Linked DNA regions of Homo sapiens: regions 1 and 3 are each linked to region 2. Evidence: chromatin loops called from intact Hi-C (ENCODE). Cell type or tissue: PC-9. All regions are shown on one strand. Links, peaks and the distances in the headings refer to the core of each region. The heading gives the core; the rest is flanking DNA. Region 1 has its middle 240 kb from the start of LINC01950. Region 2 overlaps EFNA5 (ephrin A5). Region 3 has its middle 210 kb from the start of LINC01950.

What was found. Peaks named below come from ENCODE experiments on the same cell type or tissue, not always from the same donor. Only the 100,000 strongest peaks of a DNase experiment are listed, where the experiment ranks them.
Region 1: it touches region 2 in a loop (2.9-fold over the local background); 3 of 110 quality-filtered maps call a loop at or near these places.
Region 3: a loop joins it to region 2, with 3 times the contacts of the local background. A loop is called at or near these places in 4 of 110 quality-filtered maps.

Annotation. Positions count from the first base shown.
Region 1 is chr5:107,244,028-107,254,493 of GRCh38, forward strand. No RefSeq gene overlaps it. Among named protein-coding and RNA genes, the nearest start is that of LINC01950, 240 kb to the left of the region's middle. In PC-9, for the core only: CTCF peaks have their summits at 4,245 (motif pointing left) and 4,444; no DNase peak of the experiment used is centred there.
Region 2 is chr5:107,386,431-107,396,804 of GRCh38, forward strand. EFNA5 (ephrin A5) reads right to left here. Exons shown (of 5, transcript NM_001962.3): 3 at 1,276-1,341; 4 at 805-885. Among named protein-coding and RNA genes, the nearest start is that of EFNA5, 280 kb to the right of the region's middle. In PC-9, for the core only: a CTCF peak has its summit at 2,688; DNase peaks (open chromatin) are centred at 2,251, 2,881 and 3,531; H3K4me3 peaks cover 1,317 bases; H3K27ac peaks cover 4,476 bases.
Region 3 is chr5:107,212,271-107,222,736 of GRCh38, forward strand. No RefSeq gene overlaps it. Among named protein-coding and RNA genes, the nearest start is that of LINC01950, 210 kb to the left of the region's middle. In PC-9, for the core only: no CTCF peak of the experiment used is centred there; DNase peaks (open chromatin) are centred at 5,551 and 6,791; H3K4me3 peaks cover 1,274 bases; H3K27ac peaks cover 4,381 bases.

The sequences.
Region 1 (10,466 bases), core at 2,239-7,238, 140 kb before region 2:
ACTACCTGTCACTTATTTAAAAAGGAAAAAGAGGAATGATACCACTATTAGCCAAAGATACACACTGCAGCAGGAGATGTGCCCCAGCTTGCAGATGCTTCAACTGTCAGTGCTGTCTACCTCACCCTACCCTCTCCTTGCAGCATCAACTTTAGAATGCAGCCAATACAATGGAAGTTGAGAGAAGTATTCTGAAAGTTGAGTGACATACAGCCACACAATCACTCAATTGAATAACCAGAGTTACAGTTTTTGCAAACCGGAAGGCTGTCACTCAGAGCAACACCTGGCCTTTGCTCATTGGACAGTCCATGCATATAATATAATAGCTCCTTCACTTGTTAGTGAGAAAAGAGAAGGTGGTGAAGGCCGCTATTGCCTGAATTCCAAATAGCAGAAATATTTCAGTGTTGAGTTCTGTGGTTTGCAATACTAGTGGTGTCACAAGTGAAAAGGAAAAGAAAATAATTACAATTACCAAAGAGAAGAAAAACAAATGCATTTCTATTTCTTACCTTTGTTGATGCATTCTCCATTATTTTTTGGTGGAAGGTGGGGTATAAGAACCAAACTGATTTCCCTAACTACACATCCCAGAAGGAAATGTTACCCTGAACATTTAGGATGGCAGAGGCCAAGACCTATGTATGTACTGTATATGCATATACGTACCAAATATTTAAAATTAGTCTTGTAAATGCACTGACATTCATTCACAGCTTGCAGTCATACCCATTGACTAAAGCTCCCCCAAGATTCCAGTAAATGGTACAGTAAAGTACCAAAAACACCAAGTCTAAATCATAAAGAATAAATAAATCATTCATTTATTCAACAAGTGTTTAATCACATCAGTCACAGGCAGTTTTTACGATTTACCAAACTAGACACTATTCTAGCACAGGGAGGATAGCAGTGGCCATAACAGCAAAATTGCTGTTCTAATGGAGCTTAAATACTCAAGTTGTGGATGCAGACAATAGACAGAATAAATAATAAAATATAGAGTGTATTAATAAGTGACAATTACTCTGCAGAAAAATAATTCCTTCAAATTAGTCCAGTTTAACTCAATGTAGGAAGATAATATAAGGGGCTACAATTGTAAAAAGGATGCTCAAATACTTTAAAGTGAAACGGTGAATGCTATGAATATTTAAAAGCAAAGTAATCAAGGAAGAGAGAAAAGCCAGTGCAAATGACCTGAGAAAGGAGTGTGCCTGATATACTCAAGGAAAAGCCAGGAAGGCAGCGAAATGGAGAAAGAGTGAACAATGAGAGAAGTCAAAAAAGTATGGGGGCCAGGCGCGGTGGCTCACCTGAGGTCAGGAGTTCCAGACCAGCCTGGCCAACATGGCGAAACCCCGTCTCTACTAAAAACACAAAAATTAGCCGGGCATGGTGGCACGTGCCTGTAGTCCCAGCTACATGGGAGGCTGAGGCAGGAGAATCCGTTGAACCCAGGAAGTGGAGGTTGCAGTGAGCCGAGATCACGCCACTGCGTTCCAGCCTGAGCAACAAAGCAAGACTCCATCTCAAAAAAAAAAAAAAAAAAAAAAAAAAAAGTATGGGGGAAAGTGGCCAAGATTGTGCAGAATTTTGTAGGCAATTAAAACAAACAAACAAACAAACAAAAAAACTGGCTTTGGTCTGAGTGAGATGGGGGCCACTGGATGTGAACGGAGGTGTGACAGGATCTAAGTTATGCTTTAAGTGGATCACCCTGAGTGCTGTGTTGGGAATAGACTGAAGGGGGCAAAAGTGGGGGCAGTAACACCACTTAGGGGGCAGCTGGAAGAACGAAGATGAGAGATGACAGTAGCTTGGACCAGGATGGTAGCAGAGCGAGCAGGGAGAAATGATAAGATTCTGGGAATCCTTTGAAGATGAAGCGAACAGGATTTTCCAGTGGAAAGGATGTGGCATATGAGGGAAAAGAAGAACCAAGAATGATTTCAGGTTTTCCAGCGGTTTTTTTGTTACTTGCTGTGGTTTTTCTTTTTGCTTTTTGAGCAACTGAAGATAGGGAAATCTGTGAGTAGAGAAAGTTTTAGAAGAAAAAAGCAACTGTTCAGTTTTTAGCATAATTTGTTTAATACGTCTATTAGGCATCTAAGTGAGAGTGTTAATAGGCAATTGAACATATGAATCTACAATTGGGTTCTGGTTTGGAGATATATATTTGGGAGTGGTCAATGTAAATGTGAGGTTGATATCCCAAGGGAGTGAGTACAGATAAAATAAAGAAGATGAGAGTTCCAAGCTCTAGGCCTTGGGATACTTCAATAGTAAGAGAATGAAAAGAGGAACAGACATTAGAAATAAAGACAAACAGAAGTGGCCAGTATTTTAGGAGCAACATTAGAATCCAGGAGAAAAACTTATTTCAAAAAAGAAGAGTTATCTATAAGCCCAAGACAGTTAATAGCTATCAATAGAAGGCTACTATAGTCAAATTACTTGGTATCCAGTCTATCTTGATGTATTATGCAATTCAGAGTGAAGCTGATACTAGCAACCAGAAAATAGAAGTGCTAATAATAATAACAATAACAATATGTCACATTATATTCTTATTATGTTGTCACGCATTTTGACAAGTATTTTACAGTCATCTCATTTAAAACTCTCAAAAACCCTAGTAAATAAAGATTTTCCCTTTTTTATAGAAGATATTCTGAGGCTCAGGATTCTTGTGATTTCCCTGAGTTAGCACAACTCTTAAGATGAGAAACTGTCCAAAACAGCTCAACACCACAGTCTGTGCTTATAACCACTACACCATAGTGAAGATACCTCACCATGCCGCAGTCTTCGTTATTCTGAATTTCCACCGTTTAAAGAGCTTTAGTAACTTTGAAGAAAGATCTTATGTAAAAGTCAAGAAGAAATAACAAATGCACAGCTAATGATAAAATGTATTCAGAATTATAACTATTATAACCAAATATAACTGTTCACCCTCATGAACCATTTTTGACACAGTGTTGAATTCAAAGATATAAAAGTTCAACTCCAGAAATCTTAAAGAACAATATAGATCTTTACTTATAATTTCTTAAAAATAAAGTATGGGGGTGTCAGGGATAGGGGATACACAGCATTTAACAAAAAAAAATACTTTCTAAATATTTTATATGATGTATTTCTCTCACCCCCAAATTTACAACTGCCTTTCTCATAATTATCATATCTGGTACTCTGTCCCCTAAACCCCTGGTGAATAAAATCATCTGCCTCATTTTTGAAGCAGAATAGCATAGGTAAAATTAAAACTCAGGTGCCAAGCTTTGTTACCCAGTCCTACCGTGGGAATCCAACTGCTTGGGGCGTCAGTTTTCTCACTTATAAAATGCAATAATGATAATATCTCACCCTGAGATTATTGTATGGATTGAACAAATCATTCTGTTTAGGCATTTAGTACAATGCCTGACACATGGCAGGTGCAAAATAAGTGTTAGCTATACCGTATGGTGACAGCACCTTGGTAATATTCCACAAAGAATAGCATCATCTCTGTACGTGCTTCCCATGCCCTGCTCCTACTCATACTATGGTGCCTCACACTCAGTTTTCTTCCCATCCTTACTGAGCTGAGGATGATTCATCTCAGTCACTATGACTCTTGAAGCTCCCCTTGGAAAGTCCAGGAGCAAAACTCATCATATTTCTGACATGATACCAGTCTCTGTCTCTGATGATATTAGGGAAAAGTGGTATTCACTTAATTCTTTCCCTCAAGGGGCTGACAACCCCTAGAAATCCCTTGCTAAAACAACTAAAACAAATGTGGGATTGTCTCTTGCCCCCCAAAATTCCTGAGCAGCCTAGTGTCCTAAGGTCTGCAAAACATGGAGAAATCGAGGAGGAGGCCAGAGAATCAAAGCAACTTTGCTTATGATCAGCACGCCACTTTTGAAAAAAATAATAGAGTAAAATCTCCAACTTGATTATAACCAGCTTCTTCAGGGTTTGCAACCTGGAGACCTTATTTTTTTGAGGGGTCAGATTTCATGAAACTGAAGCATACTCAAATCACTCGAGCCGCCGAAATCATACCATCACCTCAGGTTTTAGTTGTTTGTGTGCCTGAAGGTTTGCTAGAGTTTCCTCTTTTTCCTCTTCCAAAAATCATGATGGTTACTTGGTTTGGAAATAAAATCCAGAACGTTGCCTATAAATAGTAAATCGGCCTCAAGTTCTGATTGACCATGCTTCAATCTACTGCCCCCTAGTGGATGGACCACCGTTGCAGCTGCACCTCTCCTTAATTCATAGTTGCCAATTCAAAACTATAAGCTATTCTCCATGGCAGTTCCTGATGAGTTAGAATCCATGAATGACCTGAACGCCTGTAGACCCCCACTTCGTTGGTGGCACTTCCCTGCCCTGAGGCTATTTATCTTTGTTCCATTTCAGTGGCATTTCTAACTGCTTTTCGAGACCTTTATTCCAGTCCCTGGCATAAAATTTCCTACTAATTTCTCCAGTTTCTAGGCAAGCTGGCCTCTACCCTTGGACTCAAAGTCTGCTTAACTCCAGTCCCACAGTTACAGCCAAGTCCCCAGAGATTTGTTCTCGTCCAGTGAAGTAAGGCAAAACCACTGAACAAGCCTAAACATGGCTGTCACTGACCTCTTCTCCCTTTCCAAGAACAATTCCAATTTCCTCAGTAAATGGGTATCCGTGGAGTCTGTTAAAAATCAATTTTCAGCCCATTTGTTCACAAGGAAATTTTTAAGGCTTCCTCTGTTGACCCTCAACCATTAAACTCAAACAAACCAATATGATGCTACAGGATACAAACTGATAGGATAAGATCTACCCAACCAGAGAAATGTTCCCCAGCAAGACAGATGCAGCTACTATTTTCCCTATAATAAGAAATTATTACCATCACAAGGACTACCTTAGCTCTATCTCACCTGAGAGCCTTGTCTTTAAAAGCAAACCTTAACCAGTCATAGTCTGGTCAAGAACCAATGACATAAGGGGTGATCTGACTTACACACAATACAATTAAATAGTTTTTTCTGCCTCCCTCCCTTGTCTCATCTTCAGTTGTCCCCCAGCAACTCATTGCTCTATCCTCATGACCTTAACTCCTTCTGACTTATTGTTTCCTTATTGATGTCTCATGACCTTCTTACTATAATAGGTGATATCATCCAGAGGCTTGATATCATAGGAGATAAAAGATTGAGTTCATTCAGTCAGCTCTTCTTCTTGGTTAATCAACCATCTAACTGTTGACTCTAAGTTCTGCCTTGGACATTGTGTGTGAACATTGATACTGGTCAGTTCCTCCTGTTTTTGATTCAGTTTCTAGAATTATATGGCTTACCCGTAAATCTCTGCCAAACTTCTACATCTATCCTTCCCTACTGCCCTACTGTAGATATATCCTATGGACACATATGTACATAATACAAGGAACACTCCTCTATGTTTATATTTTACAAAATTTCATAATGCCCTGTTTCTTCAGTTGAAATAAACATGCAGTATAAACTTCATAATACTAATTTTCATATAATTCCAAAACATAGATGATCATACTGAAGGTACACTTTTAGTTTAGGTCTAGGGTAATAATTTGAATCCAAAAATCCCACATGTGCCTCCCCATACTTATTCCAAATATAGCTGACTGTCACCTGGACCAGTCTTTATACAGCATTGCATTCAATTAAACAGCAATCTGACCACAGAAGGCCTGAAGTATTATGTAGGTCTTGATTGTGAATTGCTTTTAATGGATAATATGGAGAATTTACACAAAGCTTCACAGAAATCTTTCTAAAAATTATTTCTGGCCATTTCTTATTCAAGCCAGTTCTCTCTCACACAGATGCTGCCTCTTACTTCTCCATGCTCACTTCCTGCCTTGCTTCTCTCTCTCTCCCTTTCCATCTGGTATGGCTTACACACCCAGGGCTACTGACAGGTGAATGTGCACACCATCTGCAGCCCCCAAAGGAGCAGAGTTTGTCTTCTGCTCAGAATGCTTCTCTCACAACAGCCAGCGCTCAAAGGAATTCTGTTGAACACAAATACAAATTCTCTACCTTGTTAAACTTTCCATTTCTAAAGTGTACAATCATTCACCTACCACACAACCACAACAATTTCATGTTCTGCAAATAGAATTTATTTTCAATGACTTCCTCTGGACATCTCTTTCTGATTTTAAGCCAAAAAATCAATTTAAGATGGTCCTAAATGGGGAAAAATCATAACAAGTAGTTGGTAACAGGCATATTTATATCATTGGAAATATGAATGAATGCAAAAGCTATTTTAGATGCATAGACAATATTGGAGGATGATAATTATAACTTGCCTAGGGTATACAGTGTGTATGTATTTTACCAATGCAGATATTCTCTTGCTTTATTGGTATCCACATTACTATTTGTTCACTTACATCTACAGATTTGGGAAAACCTATAACTGGTGCTGCATTCCTGAGTTTCTAGAAGACTACATGGCCCTGAGGGCCAATTTTCAGAGACCAATACATCTTGTTGGACTAGGTCTGAGAGACAAGAGTCTGAGAAGAATACTAAGGACTTTGATGGATTATCACTAAAACTGAACTTTGCTGAAAAGTTATAAATCATCAGCTTTCTTCAGGCTTAGATGGGACTGATACTAGAAAGATCATTAAAGTCACCAAGCTGTCCTCAGGCCTAAAAAGTACATTGAAAAGACTATAGTCTACCAAAAATGTAAACGAGTGTAATACACATTCCAGGCATTTGAAGTTCAGGCACTAATCATCTCAAATAAATGATAAACAAATGACGAGTTACATGTAAATCTACAGTGTTGTCAAAACATTGCCCTTGTAATCCCAGATAAATGATGAAGTTTATAAAAGGAGATTTCTGAGGGTCATGGAAGATTGTTTAAACATACATGAAGAGTGGTTTAAGTGCTAATCCATTGCCATTTATGTAAACTGCATTTCTATCCTTGGTCTTTGCTGCATAAAATTGCCTCATCATTTTATAAATCCATAGACCTAGTTGAAACTAGTCCCTGCTGGAAACAAATTTTTCACATTAAGCTTGAAAGTTTTAAACTCTCCTCTACATACACATAGTGACACAGTTTTGAAAACCTCCATTCAAGATGTGACAAAGTTTAAAGCACTTCAGAACTTTCATGGAGTATCACTTTCTATCCAATCCTAAAAGATCTAACAATGCAGAAATGCTTCCACATCAAGATGTTTCAAAAGGTACTTTATAAACGAATCTGGATTCTACCGAAAGCTGTTACACATCTGCTTTGCTTTACCAATGAAGAACACAAACATGTTGATGGTTTCAGTCCAAACCCTTTTTGCAAGCAAGAAGGAAATGCAGAATGTTCAGCTAATTGCTAAGAGGAAATCCATATGTGTTATTTGCTTTCCATGAAAGGACAGGTCCTCTTGCTATTTAATTGATGAAATGTTGTACACAAAACTGACAGTGATTAATACCATTCTAAGATGCCATTTTAAGAGCTGTAAGTGTAATGCTTTGGAATATGTTCTTTGACATTTACATTGCTATTTGCTAGGTAAAAAATCTAGTTCTTGCCTTAAGCATTTATATTGGGGGAGAAATGTTAAGTAATTTCAAATGGCAATATCTTCCTGGAGAGCCAATCATTAGAAAGCCAGGAACCAATTACTTGTGCCCCAGATTTCCTTGTTCAAAACAAACAAACGGTATCCTACAAATTCATCTAGAAATATTTATTAAGCACTCAGGATATTTTGTGTGGTTTCCCTTTGATGTGCCTCTTCCTACAAAGAGACTGGATGGACATAGAATGCCCCAAATTCGAGGAGCACATAATAAAATGAATGAATTTTTCAACAGATCTTCCATCCATGGTACTCTTCCCACAAACTCACGGAGAACTCAGCTGGGAAGTCTGTCCTCCAGTGAGCTCCAAGACAATACATAATGGCTCTCACATTTCCTTCTTTGATGCAGTCTCAAAAGGCGGTAGGGTTCAAGCCTGCGTTTTCTTTTGTAATTTCCAACATAGGGAAGGATATGAAGAGCTTGTTTTCTTCTTCAAAGAATTCACAGTTCATTATACTTAAGCTTTCCACAGCCCTGTGACCGCTCAGACTCTCCCCGAACCCTAGTGCATTACTGCCACTGGAATCACTTATGTCTAACAGGAATAACAAAGTTTCTCTTTTGCATCTACCATAGTCATTACTCCTGACACCACAAGTATTCAAACACCAGAATTTTACAAAAACAAACCACACAAAATAAATCCAACAGGCTCTATTGCCTGAGTTCTATTGCCTGAGTTCCTTGATGAGGGGACACTCTCGCTTTCTGACTGACATTCCTGTGCCTCACATCGAGTTGAAGGCTGGCAACACAAACGCAAACATCCTAAGGCATCAAGCAGGTAACTATAGTAGGCAAAGGAAGCAAGATGACAAGGGCACAATGTTAAAGGTTCCTAACGCTGCTATTTGCTAAGAAAGCAAAATTGCAAATACAATGAGTGGCAATTGACACTGGCCTCAGTGCCTTGGAGCCTGTGGTGAATTTGCCCTATCTAAAAGGACCAGTAGTTAGTAAGCCCCATGCACGTGTTTGCACACAAGAATATAAGTCCTGAATTGCCAGGCCTTACAAATTCTCTAAGAGCTGGAAATCAAGATTTTCATGTGATTCTCCCAACATTTAAGTTTTTAAGTGATAGCAATTAAGCCATCTGAAAGAAAAAGCTAGCCACATGGTGAGATATATGTGTTCAGGATGAACAAAACCCACTTTGTGGACCAGATCAGGGCCAAAGGCTGAGAGTTTGCACCTCTAGTCTTGGCAATGCTCAAAAAAGGTGTGTTTTATTTTTCTGATTTTAATTCAAGCCCAAGCTGAGAAGTTTCAGAAAGCTAAATCTGGAGTTCTGCTCTTCAAGTCTTCTCTGACATCTCTTGTCAGAGCAAGGCCCCATACAAGTCTAAAGGAAGCAAATTCTCTTGTCAGCCATCATTTATCTTGAACACTGGAGGATGGAGTCCATGACATCCAATGTAAATACCAGTAACCAAGTGCAGATTAATGCAACTGCCATCCACTCATCTCTTCAATTATCCAGAGGTTCTTCAACACAGAGAACAAATCATAAGGAAAAATGAAAGACAGTTGAGTTGCAATTATAATAAAAATTTTAAAGTGGTATTGAAGGCTCAGTAAGTACTTTGCAAGGTAGAGGAACAGAAGGATTAATTTAGGGGCAATGAAAAGCAGTGATATGTTGGCAATTTAGGCGGTTGAACAAGTGCATAGCATGTATGGAATTCCAGTGTTTTTATGGGCCACCAACCAACTGAAACTTCCTCCTCCTCTTGATGGTGAGGCTCTGTTTATGAACCACAGCATGTTTGTGTTTCCTACTCAAGCCTGCTTTACTGCCCTGGAGTCCCTGATGCCAACACATACGCACGCATTCTGAGTTCAGGGACTGAGCAATCCACCTTTCAAAAGCCAACAGAAGTATTCTATGCCAGTCTCCGTTCGACTTTGAAGATGCTGACCAGGGGAAAAAATAAAATCCTCCATTCAAATCTTATCCTTGCTAATAGGAGGGCCATGGGCTGCCAGCTATCTTGTGCCAGCCCCTTTATGGTTTGTCTCTGACAGATCAGTATCAAACCAAATAGCTATAGGCCAACCAAGTTAAAAAAAAAAAAAAAAAAAAAAAAAAAAAAAAAAAAACAGAAACCAAAAGACTCACGCCTGCTGGTGAAAACTTAAGCAGGCATGTGGGTAACATGAGTGGGACAAGCTGGCAGCCCACAGTCTTTTTGAAGTGAAGAGCAAACAAGTTGAGGATTTTTATAATGCAGGCTTTGTCCGGTAATTCAGCCAGAAGCTTTACCAATACAGCTGCTTCCAAAAACTAAAACACATGGGGCTGAAAGCATTGCAACTTAAAGCAAACAAGATTCGCAGCCAGGTCCAGCATTCCCAACAGCTGAAGAATAGACACGCTCTGCCACTAAAAATAAAGTGGTGGACCAATTCTGAATGTCTCCCAGACAGACCAAAAGTAAATAATGTTGGACAATTATAACCTGTAAAAAGACCAACTAAAAGAGACTATGATCAGTGTTTGAAGATACAGCTACAAAGAGCTCTCTCTTGGGATGGAATTCAAGGGTCAGAAAGGGAAGCTGGGTAAGAGAGATGTCAGTTATGAAAATAATGCTTAAAAGAAAAGAATAAAGAGCTTACAATCATTTTCTTGTGAAATATGTAGCACCTATTACCCTTTATCCTTACCCTCCAAGTTGGGGGACATATACGTGTGTGTGTGTGTGTGTGTGTGTGTGTGTGTGTCTGTGTTTATAGCTTTTCACACATTTATCTCTCTAGCCTCTTTTCAACAGGCCACATCCCCTCATTGCACATCAGGCTTCAGCCCAACTG
Region 2 (10,374 bases), core at 1-5,000:
TGGATATTTACAGGTTCTTATTATCCATAGTATGCGACAGACTAATGCCTCAACGAGTGCTTTGGTAGGTTTTATTTTTCTTTAGTTATGGGAAACATTAGGAGTGTGGAAGTCAATCGTAGAAAAGTTTTATTTATCCTTAAAACTTATTTTGCCTCGGTAATCAAGGATCACATTTGGCTCAACAGGCTACTGGTACATTTGTGGCACAAGAGATGTGCGAATTTGTGGTGGCAATGTGATTATACTTCTCCAGACCAATTACTATTGACAATAGCAAAAATATTTAAATAAAATAAAGTTCCTTAGGTCAGTTCAATGATGCATGTAAATTTCTAGAGAAAACTAAGTATGTTGAATTAGTTTCTATTTTGTGCAATAGTCTTATTACTTTTATCTACAGATTTGGACATAAAAAATAAAATTTTATGAACATATACATAGAAATGTTTTGTGTCTTACATGAAAACAGATCCTTTAATATTCACAGTGATTCACCAGCATGCTCTGAGGATATGGTAAAAGGCAGTGAGATTTTAGCATTCCGATGGGGCTTCTATATTAGGATACTGCATTAGCTCAAACCCATTCCAAAAAAGAAAATTTTATTTTACCTAACATGCATTGCACAAAGATACTGGAGGAATGAGGTAGAATATAAGTCATATTAGCATCGCTAGCAATGAGCAAAAGCAGAACAACAACTATAACATGCAAACATGCAGAGAAGAAGAAAGGAAAAAAATACGGAAGCACCAGAGAAATAGATGCATTTGTTAAAAGAGATTCTCTAAGCATACTAACCTGCTGGTTCTAATGAATTTTCTACTTTGTCGTTAACATCGAAAACACGATCATGAACACCTATAGTTTTCATACAGCTATCTATAACAAAAATAGAGATAACAGCCAAATATGTTAGTGAAGACACCCTTAAACTCCCATTTCTTTCTTTTTTCTTTCTCTCCTTTTTTTCTTTTTTTATGTAGATTGTCTTACAATCAATGGCATGTTCCAAATGCCAATATTGTTCCCATTTGCTCTGCATGTACAACAGTCTAAGAAACAACAAGTTAGCAACTGCTGTGTACTTAAGTAAAAGCATCATGAAGAATGAGAAAAAATATGATGAAAACTAAAATATGAATGTTGATATACAAAACAGATACCACACAAGATTTAACAGTAAAAAAAAGTTTTACCGCCGTGAACCAGACCACACAATAAAGCATGCGCGGTGAAGCCACCCTCTGAAGCTCATTCTAGTGAACTTACTTGTTGGTCTCACAAAGACTTTGAGCTTTAGACAGGACCTTCTTCCATTATCTGGGATTGCAGAGGCTGTGGGTAACACAGAGAGAGAGCAGGAAAGAAAGAAGAGAACAACAACATATTACTCTTCATTTTCACATACAAATGATGAACAATAAATTCTTTCCTGACTTGAACAACAGGAACTTTCTCTAATTCCTCCTCCAAATTAAAACAAACAGTACTTTTCAGGTCTCACTGCTATAGAAAGGCTACTTTCATATCCTGAGTTTCTCTTTTCAATACAATAAAAGAATCATGCAAGAATGTGAGTAATCTGTGAAGAAATACTTTGGATTTTTATTTCAAAGTCTCTTCCATTTAACTTGATCTGTTATCAATTTTCTCTAAATCGAGAGGATAATGTGTGAGCCCTCCAGCTTTCACAGAGCCGCTCCTCCTCTGCTGCAGGAAAAGGGGCCCAACAGAGGCCCAAGGTGAAAGTGCCGGCAAAAACCAATAACAGAGAGTTACAAGGCAGACTTAAACGTGACCTATTTCTGCTGGGGAAAGCAGAGCTTTGTCTGTACTGAAAGCTTGTCTGTCAGTGCTTTTGCAGGTAATTCAATTAGAGGTTTTACTCAGAACTTGGCTCTGCATTCTATATGACTAACCCAAGCCCGGTAACTTCCATCATGCTATTATAAGTACAATATGCTATTGAGAAAGTACTATGTTGCAACGGTACATGTATTTTTTTTTTCAATTTGCCACAGAGAAGGATGGAATTAATAAAGTGGGCTTACCAAAACATGACAGCATGTTTCAAGTTATAAATCACTTGAGGAAGAAACTTTCTTCTCCTTTTCAAGATAATAAGACTGTAAACTTTCCCTATGGTTGAAAGATTATCTCCCCTGTGTACACACAGCAAAATGTCAAAGGAATTTCCAAGGGCAGTAAGGCCCTTAACAACCACATGTATTTACTAATGCATCCTAGAAATGACAAAAATTACAGAAACGAGCGTCGCATACTTTCCTCCCTATGTGTTTGCTTCAAGTGGTTTCTTTGTTCAGAAAAAGCAGATGACATCAATCAAATCACACATGGCTTACAATTAGTTTGGCAATACCCAAAGTGACAAAGAGGGATCGGCATTTGGTGTGTCTTCTCTCTCCTTTATTTTTATTTTTAAATTATTCCTCATGGGGAGCTGAGAACACAAAAATGCTTCTTTTGCAGGTGAGAGGATTCAATATACAAACTTCCAAACAAATTTTACACAGTCTCCTTATGTAATTCTAGATCCAAGTAACCCTCCTGGAGGAGAACTTCTAAATTCACCAACTAAATAATGTCAAGTAGTATAGGGTCCCCAGTGTCCCTATTCAACACCTGTTGAAAACTACTTTAATTTTAAAACAAAAGTGTAGAGAAAAAGTGTTTTTGGTCCTCCCTATCTCCCCTGGTTGCTCTGACAAGCAGTTAAGAAGTGCTAACAGCTGGCTTTGCTGTAGGCTTTCATTAAATCATAGCCAGAAAAACTCCCTCTACTGACATTTACAGTAACTAGTGTGTTATTTAGGGCACAATATTTGCACTCTGCGGTTTGATCCAGGAAATGGTGTCCTTCCTGTGGACCTCAACTGCAAATGTGCATGTCACAAATACAGTACACATAGGTGACTCCAATTCATTAGGAAAACCACGGGTTCCTGAGGGAGTATATGTCTTATTCATGAGAGTTAGTGTGAAAAAAGTGACACATGGATGTTCACACTGCTGTTCAATGAATTTCTGAGCTGAGATGAACTCACTTCAAGCCTTGTGAACTTGATTTGCTACATGCACATAACTGACTTTACAGATGATACTGCTAGATAAACAGGCTGAAGACAGAATCAAATGCTTAATTGGTTTAGCGAGGAGCTTCTTGGATTTAGTACAGGTCTTTCAGATTTTTCTTTAGGAGAAATAAATCCAGGACATGAAAATTATTGTAGGGCACATGGCAATAACTAAACAGCAAACGATACGCCTCCAGGAAAAAACTGGAGAGTTCTCTCCATGAGCTCTCAAGGAGGGACACAGTCTTAGCTACTGGATGTGCTCCATACTTCTGTGAATTAAAAATATGAAATACATTTGTATTTAAATGACACATAAAATAAAAACCTCTCTTCCCTAACAACCTGCCCCACTACTTCCTCATTTTCTGTCACCAGGAAATGTGACTGATGCCTTGTGATACTGTGACTATTATACTCTAATCCTTAGAAAAATTTGTGAACAAAGAATATTAGCACACAATGTGATATGTGAGTACACAACACAGATTGCATGCCATGGATTCACTCGATCATCACTGCATCACTGGCCTGAGCTCAAGGAGTAAACTCCTAACCCTTACAGCCAACCTGAGAAGTGTGCCTTACTAGGTCAGTATAACTTGGGTTTCTTATTTAACACCTTGAAAAACAAACAAACAAAAAAATCCAAAAAGATGAAAACGTTTTCCATGTAGTAGCAAAACTCCATTTTTTAAATGTAACGTTTAATAAAGTTAAAGTGTGGCTTTCCTCTATGTTATGCTCAAGGTTCTGTCACCCCACACTTCTTGGCTGACAAATGTAGGATGCCTTTATACCAACTAAAAAATACAGATAATTAATTATTAGTACTATTTGAAGACATAAGGTAATATAAAAGTGCATTACTAATCACAAGTAAACAAAAGGCAGAGGACTGAGCACTAAAAACAAAACATAACAGAGGAATTGAAACATGTAACATTCCCACTAATAAACTTATAAAGAAAATCTCAGGATCAATTTATGAGCAATAGATAGAGCTGAGGATGGAAATGAGGGAGTAAAATCTTAAAACATGCCTCGTTTTTGTCAGGAGGTAGGTAGTATTAATCCTTATGGCTCTAGAGATACATCACTTTGTCATGGCCAACTTTATCTTAGTTAAAAGTAAATATGTAAGTATTTTATACATAAATTATATACATAAATATATATAAATTTATATACATAAATTATATTCACTATATATAACTTCTTGTGCTGCTTTCCTTAGAAAATGAATAGTCGATGTTGAAAGTTGATAACGAATAATTATAAAAATCCATTACATATTACTGCAGCTTCATCTATCATTTCAAATGCTTTTAAAATGCCTACTATGGGTTGGGTGCAGTGGCTCATGCCTGCAATCCCAACACTGTGGGAGGCCAAGCCGGATGGATCACTTAAGGCCAGGAGTTCGAGACCAGCCTGGCCAACTTGGCAAAACCCTGTCTCTACGAAAAATGCAAAAATTAGCTGGGCATGGTGGCACACACTTGTAATCCCAGCTACTCGGGAGGCTAATGCATGAGAATTGCTTGAGCCCAGGAGGCAGAGGTTGCAGTGAGCCGAGACTGAGCTACTGTACTCCAGCTTAGCAACAGAGCTAGACTCTGTATCAAAAATAAATAAATAAAATAAAATGCCTACTATGCATCAGCTTCTTTATTAGGTGCTGTGCATGCGAAGATATATAAGATTTCAAACTGTCCCTGCCCTTGTGTTGTGGTTCTTCAAGCTGGGACATAAATATGAACCACAGTTTAGCGTACCTGGAGGGATCCATGTGACAACTGAGGTTTACATGAAGAGCCAGCACAGCTCTGGGCAGGGAGCAAGAGTGTGTCCCAGACATGTTTATCAGAGGCTTCACAGGTCCTCCAGAAGCTAACCAGCAGCAACTGGGACAGAAGACATTTTATCCCTAAATTTCCAAACCAGAGCTTTGGCAACCAAAAAGAGGCAGTGACTTGCAAACAGGTGAAAAAAAAATCTAGATCTGAAATCTTCCTCTAAAGACACATGGATTTTCTAATAGAATTTTTCAACTAAAATGAGAAATGTCTTAAAACAGTTGTCACATCATCCAAATTCACACCCATTTACTCAGTTTACTGCTTAAAGTGTAAGTTGGAGTCAGGAAGTTGGGAGTAGGGATATGGGGACAATTAAAACAAGCACAATGTCCCATTCCATTATCTTAATAGCAACTTTATAAATCAATCCATAGAGTCCCTTCCCCTGAATGAGCTGCAACGTACCAATCAAAACCTTTTAACACATAATGAAATACAAGCTGGAGACTCTCTGGTTCTCTGTGTTTCGAGTACTCTGCTAATAAGGCCATGAGGGCCCCTTACTTTTACTCTGTTCCATGACCTCAGACAGGGGCTCTAACTTGAGCCTTCCCAAAAATCTTGGTCTCCTGGGGCTCAGGTGAGCATGACTCAGCACTTAGCCAACTTGGTATAGAAAATGACGATATTCAGTGCCCCCAAATCAGTACTTCTAAAAGTTATATTTAGCAATGCAAATATATGTAACATTCATACCACAATTCACCATAGATCTATCATTCAGACATAGTAGAGAACACATCCCTTCGGGTACTGCCATCATGCTTGTGGCGGGCAGCTTCTGACATGGGTCCCAGGTATCCCCACATTCCTGTAGGCAGTCCTTTGTATAATCCCCTCCCCTTGAGAGGCGACTGAACCTATTAACTTGCTTCTAAAGAGTAGAACATGGCAAAAGTGATGGGATGTCATTCTGATTGTTACAAAAGACTGTACCTTACTTCTAGTGAACACTCTCTCTTTTGCTCATGAAGCAAGGTACCATATTGTGAGATTTCCAATGGAGAGGACCATGTAGCAAGAAACTAACAGAGACTTCCAGCCAAGAGGTACAAGGAACTGATGTCATAGTTCAACAACCCACAAAGAACTGAATTGGCTAACAATCGGGTGAGTGAGCTGCAAAGTGAATCCTTCTCACTGAGCCTTGAGATGACCGTTGCCTTGGGAGAGACTCAAAGGATCCAGCTAAGCTGCACCTGGATTCCTGGTCCACGGAAACTGTGAAATAATAAACGTTGTTTTAGCCACAAAATTTGGGGGTAATTTCTTAAGAGCTGATACAATGCTGTACACTAACAAATCTGTGTAGTTAAAGGCTTAAAGCTGACTTCGGACTGAAGGACTAAGACACTCTGGCATGTTCTGCTAATGGCCAGCATGCCCTTGCTCCCACAGAGCTGTGCACTCCTGATTCTGCTGCCATGCCTCAACAACTGGATCCCTTACTAGTTTACATTTCAAGCTACTGTTACAAGTCCACTTAAAATATGCCTTGAAGAGAGGTAATTATAAGCTGCTGTTGAAGAAATACAACAAGACATATCAATTTAAATGTTCTCACTCCAGTATTAAAAAGTGTTTTTCATTTTCCTTCGCATACAACTTAGTTTGCTTTTGCTAATGCAGCCAACCTGTGCTGTTCTTTGCAATTAGCATGATGTCTCATTTTAACTACAAATTGCTGGGTAAACCAAAATGAGTTGATACAAAATGTGAACATAAATCTTAAGGAGAATGCCTTTCTTCAAATAGGAGAAATAGAATGGAAAGGTGGTCTTTAAAAATACCTGAAATGAAAGGATTTTAAAATAAGTTAAAACTTTTCTTACTACCAAAAAACTCCTATTAGTTATCTTCTACACAGGCCATCAAGTTAAATACAAAGATTATGAGACTTCAAACAACTCAAAAGTTCCCTAATCATCAAGGTAACAACCATTCTTCTTCATGAAGAACCAAAGTTTTAGCAGAAAAGGAAGGAAATATTGTTTTCTTTCACATTTTCAGGCCCAACACTGTACTCATTAGTCAAACTTAACATCTCTGCCTAACCTTATTCAGCTTCAAATCTTAATTCTGAAAGCCAAAATCCTCCTTTTCTGTGTCCCATGTCAATCTGGGTACTTTGGGAAGTTTTATTTTTAAGAATATTCAGCCGCTTTCTTCTTTTTAAAGAAATGAGTGTGTGGGGGAGCGTTAAAAATGCAGTTTTCCATTATGTTTGCCACAGGCAATATTTCTCAATTCGTGCAAGTCAAAAGAAAAGATAGGCTATTAGCTGTTAGCACGGCCCAGTTTTTTTCCCTGTAGGTTTTTCATGCAGTTCAACATACAACACAAATATATGCAAATTAGGCAGGTGAAGGTGGAATTAAGCATTAATATTCCTTTCACAATAAATGCTGAAAGAGTAAAGCCCATTTAAATCCATGGTACTACTGGAAATATCTCCTAGAATTTGATGAATCAATAAAATCCAGTTTGTGTACATGAGTGGAGTGGGGAAACAGAAGAAGTGGTGGGAACAGAATAGAGATTAATCAAAGCCATATGGACTTGGAAAATGGTTACCAGATCCACAGAAAACTTGTTAAAACAAAAGTTAGGCCTCTTCTTAGGGAAGAATACTAAAGCAACAATTTGCAACTGGCTATGTGCCCCTTTTTTAAAAGCATTTTCATACAAAGCATTTTCATATAAAGAACAAAATCATGTGTTATGATGAAATACATCTCACTCATTCTAACTTTTGGGATTTAAAAGTCATGTGCTTTAATGACTCGCTCATGGCCCCGGTTTACCAAGCTTGCATTCATGGTGCCACCCCAGGAGCTACTAAATTTGCCAACACATTTCTTCTCTTGCAGCCCACTGCGTCTCAAGACTTAAATCATGGGCAGGTTAAGGTCAGAGCCCAAGACGTAAAATTTGGAAAGGAGGTCACTAAGTAAAGATAGAGGCCTTGGAGAAATAAGAATATCATGTAAATATTAGAAACTTTGATATGACTCTGGGGATGTTTCTTTTAAAAACCAGAATAAGAAAAGGGATGTGTTTCCCACCACATAACAAGAGGGATAGAAAAACATATTCTGCAAGTTAAAACTTGGTTTTAACACCAGGGAACTGTAACAAGGAAAAAATAATTAGAGTAAACTTCAGGACAAGGGAGGTAAAATAAGTTCCAGCTGTGCAGCCACACACAAAAGAGAAATGGGAAGCACCACCCATCCTACCCACTGTTTGCCTTCCCTCCTATCTCTCTGCCCCCTTAAGGCAAAGTTCTCACTGCTAATAACTAACCTGAGTATTATTTAAATTCCAGCAGGTAAGTCTCAGTAGATCAATTACTTTTTCTTAGCCACCTCAAGTAAATGGCTGAGGACAAGTTTCCACTCATTTCTAGGAATACTCCAATAGCACACTAACATGCTTTTTGTATATATTTATCTGAAGTATGAGCAAACTTTTACTTGCGTTTAAAAGCTCAGTGACAACAAACTTTGTTTCTGCTGCTTATTGAAGAAGGGGATGATTTGTCTCATATAGTTTGATATCTATTTAGGTATGAGCCAAAAATAACGTGGATTTTGGAGAATGATTTTAAAATGTCCCCTTATAAGAAGGATTTCTAGTTCTTTTTTTTTTTTTTTTTTCCGCGAGACAGTGTCTCATTCTGTCGCCCAGGCTGGAGTGCAGTGGTGTAATCTCAGCTCACTGCAACTTCCACCTACCAGGTTCAAGCGATTCTCCTGTCTCAGCCTCCTGAGTAGCTGGGATTACAAGTGCATGCCAACATGCCTGGCTAATTTTTGTACTTTTAGTAGAAACGGGGTTTCACCATGTTGGCCAGGCTGGTCTCGAACTTCTGACCTCAAGTGATCCCCCTGCCTCAGCCTGCCAAAGTGCTGAGATTACAGGTGTGAGCCACCATGCCTGGCCCATTTCTAGTTCTGCCTAAGGAAAATTTAAGACAGCTTTAAATAAATCTCACATTCTGAATGTAAACTTCACCTCTGTCAGTCATGTGAGTGGGGAAATCTAGTCCTCACAGGCACAGAAAGCAAGATAATATTTAGATATCATTTTAATTGTCTAAGAAATTTCTTAACATGAAGAAATATAGTTCAGTTTCTTATATATTTTACTATTTTTAAAAATCAATGAACATCTTTGAACAGTTAAGAAAAAGTTTTCTATTATCAACTAGTGTTCTAACTATTCTCTGAGACCTCGCCTTGCCTAAGGCCACACAATATTTAAGTGACTTTCTCAGGCTTTAAGGTCAGCCAGTTCTTTCTTTCTTGTTTGTGGTTATTTTGGTGAACTTACTGTACTAGAGAGGTATTATCTGACAAAACAAAACAAGACAAAAACAGCAACAAACCAGATAGGCAGAATTATTCACTTAGAAAACCTCTTCTTCAGATGGAAGCCCCATAATAACCATAATAACAACAAAAACAAAAACTCCAACAAAAGGCAGAATTCCTAGAATCCCACAAGAGGAACTATTTATATTATTTCTTCTCCACAGGCTCCCTTTGCCCCTCTGTGTGATACCCTATGAGGGTGGCTGTTAACCGTTAGGCAAGGAAAGCAAAGCCACAAATCCCATTCCTCATTCGTAAGATATTAACAGAAACAATGTCATTATCAGACAGCACTAATGTAGCATGACAGTAAATTACTAATAAATCATCAAGTTAATACAATTCAAAGAAGCTCCTAGAAAAAAGTTAATATTTCTGTGAGCCTTTCAAAACCCCTTTCATTATTATTCTCCTTGGTGAGGGCTCTTTTAAGAAACATTACTTAGCGGTTTGAGTGTATGCATAATGATTCTCTTTCTCCCTGGTTCATTCTTTTTGACTTATTTTGTGGTTTTGAGCCAGCTGCTTAACGTGCCTACGCCTCAGTTTTCTCATTAGCTTCATCTTCTCTAAAACAAATTTTAAGTATGACCTGTTTTAGAGGGGCAGTACAATTTTATAATGCACTTAGAAACTCAGGTGATCCCTACAGATCTAGAATATTGTTTCACTATTCTACAGATTGATAGCATCAGCTCTGCGCTTACTGGGGCCTCTGCATGGGGATATCCCTAAGCAGGGGGCACCCAGCTGAGGGCTTCTGAGGTTGTGAGTTCTGAGTGCAAATATGGAGGAGGAAGGGCTCAGGTGTGGATAGTGGTGATTAAAAGTTACTTAGGAGTCATAAGAAAAACAAGGGTAATTAAGTGTGATCTTCTCTAGCATAAATTTTAAAAACTGGATTCTACCATAGTTTGACTTGTTATTTTGTGTGTGTTGGAGGGTGGGGGTGGTGATGAAGATATTTATGTGAGGATGTGCACTGAGGCTGAGAGAATTTAGAGAATTAGGGTGCTGGAAGATCCTGTTCCTTTT
Region 3 (10,466 bases), core at 3,013-8,012, 170 kb before region 2:
TAAATTTAGTGTGAACTTTATACCTCATTACTCTTACTTCAATTTAATTGTTGTACAATAATGAGTAAATGACTCATGTGCTCAATATTTCAAGCAATGCAACCATTTTTGAATCTCACAAAGAACTACCTTATTGGTTATTGACATTAAGCACTCATGACAACTCATTAGGAAAAGATATATACCCAAGAAAGCCCTACAACATTAGTGACTCAGGGCCCTGATCCACTTGAAATTTTAAAGTAACTAGTTTTAATTTTTCCTGCAGTAGTAACATCACAGATTATTGTTGTTGTTTCCATTTTTGACCCTTATCATAATGTGCCACCAAGCATTTTTCCCCAAATTCATTTTTTCTACATAAGCAAATTAAAGTGGAAAACTGAGATAATTATCCAAGTCATTCAAGCCAAAAATTGCTTTTGCATAAAATATATACAAATACCAAAATAATGGACTCTAGATCTGTAATTATGAATCATCTAGCTATTAGAGGCCAGACTGCCTCATATGGGTCATGTCTCTCTCACCTTTTTCATTGAAATAATCATTTACTAACCGGAGGGGCTTTGCTCTAAATCAATTGATCCATGTCCCAGGTTTCAAGCTAGAGCATACACAAAAAAGTTATTAAATGCAGAGGTCAAAGAGACTAGTTGAATTAGTAAATTGATAAACAGATTTTAGCATTAATTATCCTGACAGTCTACACATAGAGGCCTGGGAGCTCATGGGCACATTGACACTGTCAGTTCATACCCTGAATTTTTTTCTTTCACTCACAAGAGAGCATTAATTTTAAAAATAAGTAAATTAATTAAAAGATGCAATCACACTAAAAAAGATGATAAGGATTCATGCACCAAAAACAGGTTCAGAAGTAGAAGCTGAATCTATCAGCCTGCTCAGTTTCAAGTAGAGAAACAAGGAGATGCATCGTTAAGCTGGGATGCTGGCCAGAGAAGGATGCTGACAGACCGATCCATTGCCTGAGGCTACACTTCAATAAAGCTGTGAACTTCCAGAGGTTGGAAGACCAAAGGACTTCCAGTCAGGACCTGGGCTGTGCTGCTCACTAGCTTCGTGTTGGGGTGGGGGTCAACATCCCAGGGCAGGGAAAACCACCAGCTCTATGCCACTGTAGGATGACTGTAGTTAGCAATTATATCTTATATAGTTTCAAAAACTAGAAGGAGGATATTGAACATTCCCAGAACAAAGAAATTATAAATGTTTGAAATGATGGTATGGTAATTACCCTGATCTGATCACTATACATTTTATGTATTGAAACATCACTATGTACTCCAGGAATATGTAAAGTTCTTATTTGTTCATTAAAAAAAAAACATTTTTTAAAAAGCAGCATGTGTAGTAATAAGTATAGAGAGGAAGGCAAGGCAGGCAGGCAGGATGATTGCTCAAGATAAATTTAGGAAGGATCATTCCAAAGCCCCTAAGAATCAGTACTATGAAAGAGAGAAGCATCATTAATAGTTGAGAGACTCATTCACTACCAATAAAATAATTTTTTAAAAACCAAAATTAATATCATAAAAGCATTTGAGCTCCTTATAAAAATAGTTCTAGCTTTAAAAAGTAAAAAACTGTTTAGACCAAAATAGAAACAAATCAAGAAGAGATAAATTTAAAAATAGAACCAATTAAAAATGTAAGAGAAAAGATATTTACTACATTTTTAAACCTCCATATTAATACAAATAAATAGAAATTCAATGAATTAGAAGACAGGACTAACCAATCCACTCAGAACAGAGCAGTAGATTGATATGGTCTCCCAAATGGGAATGGAAAATAAACTGAATTTGAAAAGATAATAGCCGAGGAAATTCCAGGATTTGAAATACAAAAAAAGTACCCAAAAATAGTTCCAACCTAGACACAGTACAGTGAAATGGCAGAACAATTAGGATAAAGGGAAATCTTAGCAGCTCAACAAGAAAAGACATAATTTTTAAAAGAATGAAAATTAACATACACCTTACTTGAACAAGTATTTAGATAGTTAAATATCCCTTTCAGTTTTTCTGGTTAAATTTTACACATCCTACAGACAATTGTATATGTTAATAAAGCTAGTTTTGTTTTTATTTTATAGCCAATAAACATGAATAGGAATAGCATTGGTATGTTTATAGAAATTAATAACCTGAAATCAAGATGTCAGCTGGGGAAAAAATTAATAATGAACATTTTACAACAGCTATAATAAGTTGGTGTTGAATAAAGAATGTTAAATACTTTTCATCAGGGTTAGTAATATTTTAAATCTGTACCTGGCCTCTATGGTCATTAGAAACTCAAAATATAACAGCCTATAAGGTACAGCAGTCTGCAGATGAGGTACAGCAGTCTGCAGCTTCTGTGATATAAAATTAATAATCCTTTTGTTATCTGTGAGCCAGTGCTTTACTAATACAAGCCCAGCCATGGACTGTACTACAGTCTAGTAACAGTGTAGTAAGAAATGAGAAAACATTTACAATCAAAGCCTGAATATTCAGATGTGTATAATTTATTATTATTATTATTTTATTATTATACTTTAAGTTCTAGGGTATATGTGCACAACATGCAGGTTTGTTACATATGTATACATGTGCCATGTTGGTGTGCTGCACCCACTAACTCGTCATTTACATTAGGTATATCTCCTAATGCTACCCCTCCCTCCTCCCCCCACCCCACGACAGGCCCCAGTGTGTGATGTTCCCCACCCTGTGTCCAAGTGTTCTCACTGTTCAGTTCCCACCTATGAGTAAGAACATGCACTGTTTGGTTTTCTGTCCTTGCAATAGTTTGCTCAGAATGATGGTTTTCAGCTTCATTCATGTCCCTACAAATGACATGAACTAGATGTGTATAATTTTTATATTAAAACATTTTCTGTTTTAAGGTTTCTTTTGAAAAAACATATATTTCTTATCCAGTTCTAGACCCTGTAACCATGAACAACCATATTCTTTGATGGATAATAAATGCTTCATAATTTTTCCCTAGGATAGGATAACCATGATTAAATTTCCCTTTTTGAAAAAAACACTATGCACCAAATAGGTAATAGTTTCTTAATACGATTAATTATTAAAGTAACTTTATTGGGGAGAAGAAAGAGGATTTATTGTTTCATGGGTACGAAGTTTCAGTTTGGAATGATGAAAGAAGTTCTGGAGATGGTTAATGGTGATGGTTGTAGAACAATGTGAACGTCCCTAAAACGTACACTTAAAATAGTTAAAATGGCAAATTTTATGCTATGTGTATTACAACAAAATTAATATGCATATTTTTTAAATAATTTTAAACTTTAGGTTAAAAAGTAATTTTATAAACTTTTTAAAGCATAAGGAAATTTGTGGTCTCTATTGTATTCAAAGAAATGACTGTTCATCCTCATGCATAAAATTTAGGATGAGACACTGTCTTACAATTTCCTGCTTTCTGACTGTCCTGATCGATGTTTTCAGTCATGCCACTTTTTCACAGTCTGCGTGGCACTTCTCCAACAGGAAATTTACCTCAGATCTGTTCATGTCACCAATCCTCCTGTAGCTCTAGCTTCTCTGCTCCAAGTTAAACTGAAAACTGCCCTGTCATTTCTTTTAACCTTTGAGTTTGAGGCAGTTCTGAGAACTTCTCTCACAGCAATTGCTTGTTCCTCCTGGGCACCATACTATAACTAGGCTTAATCATAGAATTCTAGGGTTGAGGAACCTTGAAAAGCACTGTGACCTCTCCAACACTGGCCGCAACCACTCACAAACCATCCTCACACACTGTAGAGGTTGTGTTGCCTTTTAAAGCTCCCTCTCAGAATTCTATGCTTTAGGATTTTCTCCTAAAAACACCAACTGCAAATCTAAATCTGTCAACCTTTGTGCTAAGGTACACTTCCCTTTGCTCTTGCTAAAGTGGGATAGGGGAGAAAATTGATCACTTTCTATACTAACATTTTATGTCCATTTTTTGAAGGCCATTACTAAATCAAAGTCAGATCTCAGCTGTCTCCTTCAGAGCAAAATAGCCCTTATTCCCGAAACTTCCCCATATAAGGTTAGATTTCCATTCTTTTAATAACGTTTGTGACCATTTTTTTATTCTCTGTTAAGCTCCTTACATTTCCCTTGAGTTATGGAAGGCAGAATACTCAAATAAGGTATTTTATTAACTTTTGCAAATTTTTACATTCGAGAACCATGCTATCTTTTTAGGAGAGATTCTGCTAGACAGCTTAAAATTCAGTGTGTCTCTAATATCACCACTACTATATTTATTGTAAATATTTACATTTGTCAGTTAGTATAGTTTGATTTGTTTTACCCCTCCAAATCTCATGTTGAAAATTGATTCCTGGGGTTGGAGGAAAGGCATAATGGGAGGTGTTCTCGTCAGGGGGGCAGATCTCTCATGAATGAATGCGTTGGTGCCATCCTTACAGTGATGAGTGAGTGCTCTCTCTAGTAGTTTCCATGACAGCTGGTGGTTACGAGGAGCCAGGCACGTCTCTCCTCTTTCTCTTTCTCTTGCTTCTTCTCCCATCATGTGATCTGGACATGCCTGCTCCTCTTAGCCTTCTACCACGAGTGGAAGCAGCCAGGGGCCCTCACCAGAAGCAGATGCTGCTGCTAGGCATCTTGTACAGCCTGCAGAACTGTGAGCCATATAAGCCTTTTTCTATAAATTACCCAGCTTCAAGTATTCCTTTACAGCAACACAAATGGACTAAGACAACAGTCATTTCTCCTATTTGTATTAATTATATTCAGCCTATTCTCCCTGAGTTTACCTTTAAGAATCATCTTTTTCCAGCTGATACCAACTAACATAAATATAACATTGATCTCAAATAAGCTGTTACCAGTAACAATTACTAAACCCACATCCATGTCAGGATAGCTTTTTTAAAAAGAAAAATGCTGATCTATTTTAATATCTTCATTAACTATAACTTTCAAGAGTAACACACTTCCAGTAATTATCCAAAATAACAGATACTCTCAATATATGTTTTTCTGTGTGTCAACTTGCTATTCATATTTTAAAAATCAGGTTACTAAGTAAAGACAGTTTGAGTATGTATTATACATAAACACATTTCACTACAATAGTTCAACATCTATTGTATTATCTCCTTTACTTCCTTAAGAGGAAAAAGTTATGCAGGCATCAAAACTCCCCATTATGCAGGTATCAAAACTCCCCATTATGCAGGTAGTGTGAAATTCACCCTATACTTCCATCAAATTATAGAGGATCAGTCATGTGCACCTAGGAGTAGGAATGGTTTGCTGAGGCATTCAGGCCCAGCAAAGGAGGGCAAAGCATGATGATCATCATAACAGTGAAAATTTTAATAGTAGAAATGCTTCAAAAATTAGTGTTTTACAGCAGGCACAACCTGCAACTCCAAACCTGCAGCTTACACATAATCTCTGACCTGTTCTGGGCTCCAGACATCCTCAGTTAGGAACAGCACACACTCAGTGCCAAGCAAGACCAACAAGATTCCTAGGCTATGATGAATACAAAGAAAGGAGGGAACAGGGCACCCTTGCCATGGCAAACCTGTTCTGCCCAGTCCCCCAAGGTGATGAAATGTGTGACTGTCACAAGACTCAGTAATACTGTTATAATTGGGATGTACAGGGAATAGATGCCAGCTGCAGAAACAGTATGTACTTTGACAAGGAGTGTGTTGGAAACGACTGCCAGCCTGTGCCTGCTGCCAACTCCACTCAGCTACAAATAGAAATGACGACGCACAGTGGGCCACAGCTCTCATAGTAGCCTTTACCAACCACTGCTTCAGGACCAAGCAGGATCTAGAATTTGAAGTGGTCACGGCAGTCTTCAAATTAGTTACACATCGCAGAGTGGCACTATTCAAAGGGTAGCCACAGTACAACTGCACTGGCATCAACAGAAAAGCCTGTTGAAAAATGCAGCTTCATCCCCGACCCAGACCTATTGAATCAGAATCTCTAAGGGTGACGCCCAGGAATCTGTAGGTTTAAATTTCTCCTGGTGTTTCTTATGAATATAGGTTTGAGAGCTAAGGTCAAGCAAGCCAAATAGGAGATACCAAAAGCACAAATCATAAAACTATGTAAAGTAAGGAAAAATAATATCATCTTACATTTTTATCATGCTTTGCAATTTACCAAGTGCTCCTATATGTAACCTCATTTCTACACAACTATATTTTACAGAAAATACAATTCCTAGGAGATCTGAGTTAGAAATATACTTTAAAATATATATATATATATATCAGGAATAGAGCAAAGGTATTTTAATGATGTCTAGAGCTCTTTCCACTCCATTGTTATGACTCATAGTCATAATCATTATGATAACATGAATAACAACAAAAGGAATAAAAATGATAGCAGCCCTTCCTATGTGCCAGACATTGTACTAAGAGTTTATATTTGTTACCACTTTTAATCTCTGTAACAACACATGAGATATTATACTTCCAGTTTTACAACTGAGGAAATTAAGACTCCAGAAAATTAGATTGCCTAAGATCATAGAGCAAGTAATTATGGGTGCCTAGATCCAAACATGTTCTGCCTGACTCTAAAGCATGTACATAACCTCTCTGTTCTACAGCCTCCTTAGTGTGATTCACTCAAGCAAAGTTACAGCATTGTTCAAAGATTAAATGTGGCCTCACTTTCTCACGATAACCAGCATGGTCAGATGATGAAGTAAATGAATTTCTCAATGACTCCTTCACCACTGGTTCCTCATATGTTCTTTCACCATCAGTGTATTGAATGCCCATTCAGTGCCATATATTGTGCTTGGTGATGGGAAGACAAGGATGAGTAAGATGAAGTTGCAGTTTCTGCCCTCATGAAATTTACACTGTGGTATAAATCTAGGGTTACATCATTTTACACCAGGTCATATTTACCCTGGCCAGCACCGTGATCCAGAGATTTCCCCATTTCCCTGTCTTAATAAATATCATGATTCTCCTATTTTCTTGGCCTTGGCCAACCTCTCTACTGGTGAATTTCAGAAAATCGGATCCTTACGTTGCTAATAGCTCCTAGTGGAATCAGGTGCTACTTCTGCAATGGACTGAGATAATTACATCAGTCAGGACGTTGTCCACAGCATTTTGTTTGGGCTTGGCTCAGATATCCACTCTGTAGTAGTGTGACCTTGGAAAAGTTATTTAACCTCTTTGTAAAATAGAGATGGTAAAATGGAACTATCTCCTAAAGTTGTTATGAGAATCAAGTGAGCTAATTGAAAGGGAACACTTAGCCTAGTGCCTGCCACAGTATAGGCATGAAAAACTATTATAATTACTTGAAAAGCATTCTTGGTAATACTTAGCAAAACAACTTTGTACTAGGCTTGTTTGGAGCAACCATTGAGTTGTGCCAAAAATTAGACTTTGCCTTGGATTATGATTATCCAAATACTTCTCTTAATATCTCCTCTATGTGGTAAGAACTTGAAGTCAGCAAAATCATTAATTTCTGTACCTTCCCTCCACCCCACAGAACCTAGTATTCTGTAAATTATCTATTAATTTACATGTTTAAAAGTTTCTTTACAATCAACAGAGTGAAGAGACACCTGTAGAATAGGAGAAAATATTTGCAAACTATTGATTCGACCAGGACTAATATCCAGAATATAAAAAGAATTCTAACAATTCAACAGCAAAAATACAAATAATCCCATTAAAAAGTGGGCAGAGGATCTGAATACATATGTCTCAAAAGAAGACATACAAATGGCCAAGAAGTATACAAAAAAATGTTCAACATCACTAATCGTCAGGGAAATGCAGATCAAAACCACAATGAGATATAATCTCACCCTGCTTAGAATGGCTATGTCAAAAAGACAAAAAATGACAAATGCTAGTGAGGAGGAAAAGAAAAGATAACTCATACACTATTTGTGGAAATATAAATGAGTACAGCCATTATGGAAGACAGTGTAAATGTTTCTCAAAAAGCTAAAAATAGAACTACCATATAATCCAGCAATCCCACTACTGTGTTTTTTTTCCAAAGGAAAAGAAATCATGATATCAAAGGCATACCTGCACTTCTGTTTATCACAGCATTATTCACAGTAGCAAAGATATGGAATCAAGCTAAATGTCTATCAAAAAATGAATGAATAAAGAAAATGTGGTATATATACATCATGAAATTCTAGTCAGCCTTTAAAAAGGATGAAATCCTCTCATTCATGCCAACATGAATGAGCCTGGAGAACATTAGGTTAAACAAAATAAGTCAAGCACAAAAACATAAATATAACATGCTCTCACTCACATGTGAAAGCTAAAAACAAAAAGCTCAGTTCATGAAAGAAGTTAATTGGTTAATGGATACAAAATTATAGCTAGATAGAAACTAATTAATTGGTTAATGAATACAAAATTACAGCTAGATAGAAAGAATGAGTTCTGGTGTTGTGTGGCTCTGTAGGGTAGATATGGTTAACTATAATTTATTGTACATTCTGTAAAGTCTAGAAGAGACGATTTTGAATGTTCACAACATAAAGCAATGATAAATGTTTGAGGTGGTGGATGTGCTAATTAACACTGATTTTAGCATTACACATTGTATACATATGCAGAAATATCACTCTGAATCCCATAAATAAAAGCAATTATGGGCCAACTAAAAATAAAAGGAAAAAAGTTTCTTCGATTCATTTTTTGTTGTTGAATGAATGAATAAGTAAATAAATAAAAATGGACAAATGAGCCCATCTGTTCTTCCATCCTCACATCAGACTGTCTTTCCTTCAGGTTCCTACGTTTTCTGTTAAAAAAAAAACCAATTAATATAAAAGAACTACCACTCACTGCGATAAATAGATTTCCAAAGGTTATTCCTAGAAAAGACAAAGCTTTACTTCTAAAAACAATGTTGATTGATGGAATTTCAAGAACAAGGGTAGTCAGGAAAAGGAAATATTCTGGATCAGTGAACACTCCCGGCTGCCCTGAAATCAGCCAGTGTAATTCGTCTTTTCACGTGAGCAAACTCAGAGACGATGTGGATTCCTTCTTGCTCTTCACAGCACCCTTTAAGCAAAACTAGATGCCTGGGAGTACTTCCTTCCCCTCAAATCTCACCACACAGCCTAAATTTTACTGCATATGTGCTTAGGGGTAGCACTTGTCTCTATCAGACGGCTCTCCACATTTACCTCCAAAAGTGCACAAGCGGGAATGAAAATAGCCAGTTCTCTGGAATAATATCTGAGGTACCATGTGAGTACTGACACGCTGCAGAATGGCCACAGATGACCCACCTGGGGACAACCATACGACTGCATAGACTTCTGCAGTGAGCAAGCAATATGTGCTGGCAAGTGGAGCCAAAGTCTACACCTACATGCCCACCCTGGAACCGCATAACTTGTGCCACTGCCAGAGCTTCCTGAGGAGGGAGGAGATTGAGCAGGTGTCCATTTTCAAAATGTCCCTCCCCTTCTACGACAAAGAGATTAAGACCTAGCTCCATGCAACAACAACTATCTGAAGCTCTCTCATCCATTTAGAACACAGCACTGCAGGAAAATCTTTTCTCCAGTCTCTATGATTTTTCTCTCTTAGCATTTTTACACCCTTCGTGCTTAACAGGTTAATGGAGTTTCATCCCCTGCAACGCCACCAGAAACACAATGTTATCTATAATACATTTCACCAAAAGGCACTTTCTAGCTAGGGTTCTTAGTAATCATTCCCTTAATAGAGTTTGCTGAAGCATTGATCATAAGCTTCATGCCTTGGAAACCTGAACTTCTGGGAGGGTCAGTCCCTGTCTATGGAGTCACAACTCGATCTCGCTACCATGAAATGAGTGCAGACATCGAAAAGGTTACAAAATTGTTTTAAATATGTTTATGTGGTCAAAATACATATAAAATTAGTAATCAGACATCTCCTCACAAGTTAAGTATTCTTTTATGTGTTGTCAAATATCTTTTCAATATTCCAGACATGATGAGTAAATCTTTTTATCTACTTTATTATTTCTGGTATTGATTATTCAAAAAGTTAATGGTCTTAAGCTGTATTTACTGTAACATTTAACTTCCTTTAATTTTTTCTTTAATTCACTTTTAAAAAAATCTATTTCCAGCTTAAGTTTACAGTCTACCTGGGATATTTGCCTAGATGGAATGATAATTTCTTAATTTGTCTTGATTCGATGAATAAAATACATCATGATCTTTTGTTCATCAATTTTACCTGTATTACCACCTGTTTCATTCTGAAAATATTAAGAAAACTTAAAAATAATTATATATCTAATAACAACGTATTTTTAAAGCACTATTATTTTTAACTAGCTTTACAGTTTTCAAAAGTAAAAACTAATCAAGATCTCTTCTCTTCAATATTCATTTTATATGCTGGCTGTTTAAAGGTTATAGGAAATCTGAAA